2 separate regions of the Homo sapiens genome follow, and region 1 is linked to region 2. Evidence: read pairs that join two places in POLR2A ChIA-PET (ENCODE). Cell type or tissue: GM12878. All regions are shown on one strand. Each heading gives the region's core, and the rest is flanking DNA. Links, peaks and the distances in the headings are about the cores only. Region 1 has its middle 13 kb from the start of CAHM. Region 2 has its middle 430 kb from the start of QKI.

What was found. Peaks named below come from ENCODE experiments on the same cell type or tissue, not always from the same donor. Only the 100,000 strongest peaks of a DNase experiment are listed, where the experiment ranks them.
Region 1: POLR2A ChIA-PET joins it to region 2 with 7 read pairs; 2 of 35 experiments call an interaction of 5 or more read pairs at or near these places.

The regions. Positions count from the first base shown.
Region 1 is chr6:163,398,692-163,403,083 of GRCh38, forward strand. No RefSeq gene overlaps it. Among named protein-coding and RNA genes, the nearest start is that of CAHM, 13 kb to the right of the region's middle. In GM12878, for the core only: no CTCF peak of the experiment used is centred there; no DNase peak of the experiment used is centred there.
Region 2 is chr6:163,840,064-163,844,455 of GRCh38, forward strand. It overlaps the pseudogene RN7SL366P. Among named protein-coding and RNA genes, the nearest start is that of QKI, 430 kb to the left of the region's middle. RefSeq lists an enhancer at 2,433-2,482. In GM12878, for the core only: no CTCF peak of the experiment used is centred there; a DNase peak (open chromatin) is centred at 2,538; H3K27ac peaks cover 502 bases.

The DNA.
Region 1 (4,392 bases), core at 252-4,251, 440 kb before region 2:
CCTCTAAAGCCAGCAATCTCACCCAAAAGGAGAGATCCCCTTCTCCTGAATGCTTCAGCAATAATTGATTAGGCCACAATAACTGATTATGGGTCAAGAGGCTGCCCCAGAACTGATCATGTGGCCAATGGCTCGGAGCCTCGGCTGTGTGTGCACTGCCTGCCAACTTGGTGGTGCAGAAATTAAGCCACAGCAAATCATGTTGTAGATTCTCACATAAGAGAGGGAGTTTCTTACGGGGAGGAGGAGGAGGAAGTAGAACCTGCTGAGCAGACCACAGCTGTATCTCCCACAAGGCACTGCAAGGCTGGCCCTTCCCTGAGCTCTGGACACACACGTGTTAGTAAAAGCTGGCTAGGCTGCTCGCCAAGTGTGTGAAGGCTTGTTTCTTATTTACGCAACGGAACCGTGCAGTGGACGGGCCTGAAGGATGACCTTCTCCATGCTCTCATTTTGGGACTCACATCTTCAACACATCTCCTTTCCCTCTAGCCTGAATGAGACAGCTGATGGTGAAGGCAGGGGCCGGATTTGTAGGCCAGGCTGGAAGGAGTACAGCTCCTATTCCACTGGCTGGCACTCAGACACATGGCCATATGGGAGGTGGGAAATGGAAATAGTTATGTGCCCAAGAGCAAGAGAAAACCAATTTTGAACTGCTATCAATCTTTGCCTCTTCCCACTACTCTGCAAATGGGTCAAAAATCTAGAGGCACTTGGCCAGGCGTGGTGGCTCACGCCTGTAATCTCAACACTGGGAGGCTGAGGCAGGCGGATCACCTGAGGTCAGGAGTTCGGGACCAGCTTGACAAATATGGTGAAACATCGTCTTTACTAAAAATACAAAAATTAGGTGGGCGTGGTGGTGGGCACCTGTAATCCTAGCTACTCTGGAGACTGAGGCAGAAGGATTGGTTGAACCCGGGAGGCAGAGGTCGCAGTGAGCCGAGACCGTGCCACTGCACTCCAGCCTAGGTGACAGAGGGAGACTCCATTTCAAACAAACAAACAAACAAAAAACTCTAGAGGCATGTGCAGTGGCACACGAATAGCAGTTACTGAGTTCTTACCACGTGTTGGTGACTGTTCTAAGGGCTCTGCATATATTAACTCCCATCGCCCCCTTATCAACCTGTGAGGTGGGCTGGGCATCCCCTTTGGAAGATGAAGAAACAGAGGCACAGTGAGGTTACTTGCCCAAGGGCCAACGTAGAAACTGTTTGGAGCCGGGATTTGACACAGAACGAGATGACCACACAGGATTACTTTTGAGAGGACTGCGTGAGATGATGTTTGAAAGGCCCAGATTGTGCCGGGCACATGGAAAGCGCTCAAACAGTGCGAGTCATATTATTAATATGTTCCTCAGGTGAAGCACTGTGCCGCGAAGGAAGGCTGTTCTGGAGGTAGAGCTTTGAAGCTGAAAGACGGATGTTCACAGAAGCAGGCTCCATAATGTTGTTCTCTACTGAGTCTGCATGACTACTAAGGAGACTAGATCCACAGATTAAATTAGAACAACTGTTGTACCAGCCCAGGGCCATGGAGGGCACGACCAGCCATCCCCGCTGACTGCACCCACGGTTTCCCCGGGCAAGACCTTCTTTCCTCCTTCCCCCTGTGGCAATTCCCTTCTGGTCTTGTCCAGTCTGACTCTTGTCAGCTCCTCTAGGAGTCTTCTCTCCACAGCCTCTCCCTGTTCTAGTCCTCAGGTGGAGTTAGTTGCTTCTCATCCAACATTCCCACAGGAGACCAAGGATAGTCCCATTGCAAGACCTAGCTCATTGCTCTGTAATTTTTGGTACTTGCCCTCTTTACCACTCTGCAGAATTCCTGGAAGGCAGAGACAATTACTTCCCGTTGTACCCCCAATGCCTCACATTGTGCATGATGAAAGGAGGCAGTCTAAAGGTAGTCTATTTTTTTAAGAAAGAATAAAAATCAGTGAGCAGATTGATTTTTTAAAAAAGACATTAATAAGAATTATAATAAGAACCAGTTTTTATTGAGCAATCACTGTATTCCAGGCATAGGTCGGGGGTTATCATTGCCCAATGTCATCCTCATGGTAGCATGATAAAATGGGCATTATTATGTAAACCAAAAAGTTTTGGAGACAGGTCTCAATCAATTTAGAAGTTTATTTTCCCAAGGTTAAGGACATGCCCAGAAGAAATAAACATGGAATCACAGAAACAATCTGTGGTGTGTGCCTTTCTCCAATCTTGATTTTGAGGGCTTCAATATTTAAAGGGGAAAAGAGAAAAGGAGCAGGTAGGGGAATCGTCGTTACGTATTCCTCTCTACTCAGTAAATCGTGCTCAGTAAATTGGCAATTTATGTAACATAAGGTGAACACTGAGAAGCTACCTGTGGAGATGTTGAAGCTTTTATCTGTAGCTCTCTGCTTAGGAACAAAAGGAAAGGCCGCATCTTGCATGACTCAGCTTTCAGCTTAATTTTTCTTTTGGCAGAGTGAATTGTGGTCCCGATTTTTAATTTCCCTTTCACAATTAGCATCCCCATTTTGCAGCTGAGAAGACTGAGGACGGCTGAGCTCAAGCTGCCTGCCCGATGGCACCCAGTCGAGACACAGCTTTTCCCCATTGTGCTGTATTGCCTCACTGGGCCAATTTAAATTCAACAACAGAGACCCACATCGTGCTGTACGCTAGAGGCACAGAGCTATCAGGGAGGAACACGGAAGACAAGTGCAAGGGAACAATGGCCCGGAGGGGACATCTTTGTGGGGGAGGGGTAGGAGGGCAGAGCCCTAAGACCTCAACCAAGAGGTCTCCATGATGGACCCTGGTGGCAAACTGAAGGTCAAAACAAGTAGCCTAAAGCCCAAGGGAGAGGCCTTTGTAGGGGAGAAGGAGAAGTGTCTTCTTTGTTAAAGGGTCAGGGATTGGGCCTGGACCCAAGAGCTAGGCACAGCTCGGTAACAGCAAACGTGCGCAGACCAACCTCTAGCTACACAAAAGATGAATAAGAATGCTTCGGAAATATTCAAAGCAGTTGACCCAGGTCTCCATTGAAACATAAATGAGGTCAAGCTCTGGGAACCACTGCTGGTAGTTTTTTCAGATTCTTTAGCAACCTTGTAATTTTCCCAATGTCGGTAATTTTTAAAACTCTTTGACCTTTCTATAACCAAAACTCCTATGTCCTTTTTCTAATTTGTGTTTGTTTTGGAGGCAGCAGGGATGAGGAGAGATTGGGGAAGCTGTGCCTGGCTCTGCAGTGGGCCCTGGAAGAGGCTGGCAGAGACACTGGGTGCAGTAGGCACCTCCATGCTGGGGGCTGGCCGAGGAGAAAAGAGACAGGTGGGAGGGGGCTGGGTGGATGGCAGCTCCCTGGAGACGCCATAGGACACAGGGGATGGACACAGTTCTTTTTAGACTCCCAGCACTTCACTCTTAGCCCCAAGGAGGATCTGTGTCATATAGAAATTCGTGGTAGCATTAGGGAGAAGCCGCGCACTTACCTCTTTATCACAAGTGCAGTTTAAATTAAATTAGGAAGGAGAGACTACAAGCTTTGCAAAGCTCCCTTGTAAGAATCTGGGGATCAGAGACACTTGACAGCTGAAATCACCTGAGGCTTGTTATTGCCAAGGGTGAGCACGGGTTCCTGAAATAGTTGGTTGAAACTGCTGGGCCCAGGAAGCTTCTGGTTACCGTGCAGGTCAGGCCCAGGTAGAGCAAACGGTGAAGTTCACTTAGTAGGAAGGTTTCTCCCCAGCTCTGGGGCTTCCTGTTGATTCTTAAAGGGGAAAAATATATGGTGAATGACAAAGATTTTTAGTTTTGTGATGTCGACCAGTAATTTAATTCAATTCCAATAAGAAATAAATAACAGATCCAAGGACCCTCTTATTTTGAAATGTTTTCTAATATTTTCCAGTGGTTAGCATTACTCAGAACCAGGGTATTTTCTTTAACAATTCAGATCTTGCAAATGATTTCAAATGGGGCACAGAATCTGAAGCTGCCTGGCACCAACACGAACTCTAGGACATAAAGGAGGGCTGGACCTGCCTGACACTATGGGGTGGAAAAACAAGCTAGACCTTGAGCCGGCAGGGCAAGAACTGGTGCACAGGCCATGAAATACTGTGTGCGTGTGTGCGTGTGTGTGTGTATGCGTGTGTGTGTGTGTATGCGTATGTGTGTGTGTTTAGAAAACTTTTGAAAAGCAAAACTGCTTTTAGGTTCACTTTCCAGCAAAGGAGAATTTTTTTTTGGTGGGGGGGAAGGGAGGACAATTTCCTTTATCGAAATTTTTTCCTTTGCTCTCTTTTTCCTCATGTAATCCCTATTTCCTTTCTTGAATGAATGCTGTAAAGATAAAGTTGAGACTATGGAATACAATGTCAAATGAAGGGTAAAT
Region 2 (4,392 bases), core at 216-4,215:
GGTTGAATTATTTCATTTGAAAAAATGTTTCACACCTGAGCAAGACCATATTCTTCTCCAAGCCATCACCATGCCACACATCTTTGGGTTTATTGCAATTGTGTGTCTCCAGCATCCACTGTAATCTACTTTTAGAGCATAGGGTAGCCTTGGCAGCCTCAATGTCTTGAAGTCACTTTCATGCTATCCCATAGTGAAAAAGCAGAAGGGTCCTGGATGCCCAGGTATAATGGGTTCGTTCCTTGGGGCATCGCTTTGACATCAATCATGGTCTTTTGCACAAGGCCTTTTCTTCAGTCCTCTCTTGCATGACTTCCATCCTCTGCTGATGAGCAGAAACACCTTATAAAGAGAAGTTATCCTCTGTGACTAAAGATTCAGCCAAACTGTTTTCAATCTCCCCCAAGTATTTTAGGATACATTTACTTAAAAACAATAGAATTGCCAATAACATATCATTTTAATCTATTCACTGAAGCAGTTCACTTCAGAAATTTGCTGGGTGTAGTGGCACACACCTGTAGTCCCAGCTGTTTGGGAGGCTAAGGCAGGAGGATGGCGTGAGACCAGGAGTTCTGGGAGCTATGCTGATTGGGTGTCCACACTAAGTTCAGCATCAATATAGTGACTTCTCGGGAGTGGGGGACCACCAGGTTGCCTAAGAAGGAGGAGAGCCAGCCCAGGTTGGAAATGAAGCAGGTGGAAACATCTGTGCTGATCAGTAGTGGGAGTATGCCTGTGAATAGCCACTGCACTCTAGCTTGGGCAATGTTGCATGACCCCTTCTCTAAAAAGAAATCAAATCTGAGTTGTCAACGTTGGCATCTTTGAAGTATCAGAAAATAATACATTTGCTTATCTCAAAAATATAAAATGTAGATTTTCCCCCAATCCAGACAAGCCGTCCTTAGTCTGTCCTTAATTCTGTTCTTTCCATGTTGTTTACTTTGTATCCAGAGTGAACTCTTCATGCATTCTGCTATGTAGGTGGTACTGTTGTCAGGAGAATTAAGCCTAGACCTAAAAAACATTAGGCAGCTGTAAGAGGTTAATGTTTCACAAACCCAAGAGCAAATTGAAAAATTCAAAGGTACACATTTTCCTTCTAGGTTTTCTGTTTAACACCTAGGGTGCTGCTTGTTCTGGTTAGTCTAGAAGGATAGTTTTAGCACTGAAAGTCCAGGAAAACTCTCGGTCCTGAGCCAAGTTGGCTACCCTGAAATACCTGCCTTCACTGATGTCACTTACAATAAAAATAATATGCCATCTTCACATCCCTCCAGCTCTTCCTTATTTACTTATTTTTATTTTCATTCCTTTTGGCCTGTGCCTGATGAATCATCTTCCCTTCCCTGAGCCACTCCTGTTGCCCTCTGGCTGGTGTGATGACTCTAGCTGGTATGATAACTCTGGCAGGTATGATGACCCTGGAGGGTGTGATGACCCCATCTAGTGTGATGACTCTGGCTGGCATAATGACCCCAGCTGGTATGGTGACTCTGGCTGGTGTAATGACCCCAGCTGGTGAGATGACTCTGGCTGGTGTAAGGAGCCCAGCTGGTGTGATGACTCTGGCTGATGTAATGACCCCAGCGATAACTCTGGCTGGTGTAATGACCCCAGATGGTGTGATGACTCTGGCAGGCTGGCACGTGTGATGACTCTAGCACATGCGATGACCCTGGAGGGTGTGATGACCCCAGCTGGTATGATGATTCTGGCAGGCATGATGACTCTAGCAGGTGTGATGACCCTGGAGGGTGTGATGACCCCAGCTGGTGTGATGACTCTGGCTGGTGTAATTATCCCAGCTGTTGTGATGACTCTGGCAGGTGTGACGACCCTGGCTGGTGTGATGACTCTAACAGGTGTGATGACTCTGGCTGGTGTGATGACCCTGGCAGGTGTGATGACCCTGGCTAGTGTTATTTATGATTCTGGCAAGTGTGATGATTCCGGCCTGTTTGATGACTCTGGCTGGTGTAATTACCCCAACTGGTGTGAGAACCCTGGCTGGTGTGATGACCCTGGCTGGTCTGATGACCCTGGCAGGTGTGATGACTCTGGCAGGTTTGATGACTCTGGCTGGTGTGATGAGCCTGGCAGGTGTGATGACCCTGGCTAGTGTTATGATTCTGGCAGGTGTGATGATTCTGGCCTGTTTGATCAGACTCTGGCTGGTGTGATGATCCTGGCTGGTGTGATGGCTGTTTGGCCGGTATCCAACTCCCCTCATGTTCAGTGCAGCGGGTGCTCCCTTCACAAATGCCACTGGCTGGGCCACCAGTGAGCCTGTGCACAGTCAGCCTACATCCACCCCCCGCATTAGTGTTGTTGGTTCATGTCTCCCATTTGTTTCTAACCAAACATTAAGTGAGGGCTATTTGCCAGCAAGAAAATGGGTTTTCTTTTTTTCTCTTGCTACTTTTGCCCACCAAAAGAGGTATTGAGAACTTTAAAGTGACCAGAAAGTTCTCAGCAAAGGAAAAACTGAAGAGACTTCAAGCTCCACACAGCAACAGTTAGCATTAATGATTGGGAGCTGGTCATTCTCACCACCTGAGAACATGAAACAGCTTGATTAGTGACTCCCTTTGGTTGCCAGCTGTGGCTGACATCCTTGGTTACCTCCAATCTTGTTTTCATTATTTCAGTTCCTCACAAGGTAAGTTTTCACAGAATGGCTAGGGATATCTTTCTATCTACTAATTCTCTTCTATACTTTCTTGTAAATTCCACTTATTGAGACTTTATCATAGTTTCAGCCTATTTCAGGGATTTTTCTCTTTTTCCTTTTGTTCATTGTCTTCTTTCTCTTTCTCTGCCTCCTTTCCTCCCTTTACCCTTTTCCCGCCCTCCCTCCCTCTCTTAGAGCTGGAAATGGTGTTCTGTGCAGTGTGGGTTTTCAAAATGTTTACTAACTGGATTCATTTGCTCCACCCTTTATTATATCGTTTCCTGCACATGCTTGCCCAGAAAGTACCCTACACTTAAATATATCAACTTTTGGAGCCAAGAGACTAAATGCCACTATGACACTGATTTAACTTGATGAGAGAGTTGGAATGCTGAGTTCTCTGGATGGAAGGATGCCCCTGACTTTTCACGTGTGGAAAAGGACTATAGCAGCCGTTTAAATTAATGAAAAGGGAAAAGGCTGTGTGTGGTTTTCTGCAATGACCTTGTGTGTAGATACTGAGTTTTCACGGGATCTTTTGGGTGTGAGTTCATCCTTCTCTTCTTTGGTCTTGCTTTATATATCAGACAGCTATTCAAGACCTTCTCTAAAATAGGAACCAAGTCACTTGGAAGAGAAGCGTGTATTTTAATCAGTTGTGAGGAATGTGCTTCCATGGCACTGCCTAACTGAGGAGGTTGTGCTTCTGTTGTGATTCTCTCTCATTTTCTTTGTGTCTGTCACCTCATACATATTTACATTTCAGGATTTTGCTTGAAAGCTATGTTCTCCAGCAAGCTGTCTAGGTTACGTGGCACAAGAAAATCAGAGATTAAATTGGAATAAAGTCTATTTGGTGACTTATTTCAGGTACTGAGGCTCTTTTTCATATAGCTGTTAGGAAAGTTTTCTGCGTTCTGTTTGATCTGTTTCTTGCTTTGGAACCTCCACATATGTTGCCCCCCTTTTCTGAAGGGCACAGAAAAGTATAACCTGCTCCCACTAAGCCAGTTGCATAAATCATCTCTCTCAGAGTAAACCCACAGGGATTTCTTCTGCCTTGGATCCTGATCAGCAAGTTACAGAGTGGGGCTGGTATAATCAGTCATACACAGCATACAAGCCACTGGATACATTCTTTCACACTGTTTTAAAATCACGGTGCTTCACCTGAGGTCAGGAGTTTGAGACCAGCCTGACCAACATGGTGAAACCCCTTCTCTACTAAAAAAACAAAAATTAGGTGGGGATGGTGGTGTGCACCTGTAATCTCAGCTACTCGGGAGGCTGAAGCAGGAGAATTCCTTGAACCCGGGAGGCGGAGCTTGCAGTGAGCGGATATCGCGCCACTTCACTACAGCCCGGGTGAAAGAGCGAAACTCCATCTCAAAAAAAAAAAAAAAAAAAAAAAATAACGATGCTTTGTAGAAAATGGTTCTTGTTTCCTTTGATTCCAGGTGAAGTTTTATGCCATGGTTATAAAGCCGTGGGAAGTGGGTACCTTTAATGGAGATGTTTCCAAAACCTTAATTATCAAGGAACAAGGGGTTCTTAAGGTTTTGTAGGGTGGGAGTGAAGTGAGGAAAACATCACAGTGCATATGGAGGCACATTATCTGGGACCACGTTAGACACAGCTGAAATGCAGGTATGTGACTGGATATGCAACATAAATTCCATAATAAATGGAAATTGTATTTTTGAAACACTGAAAGG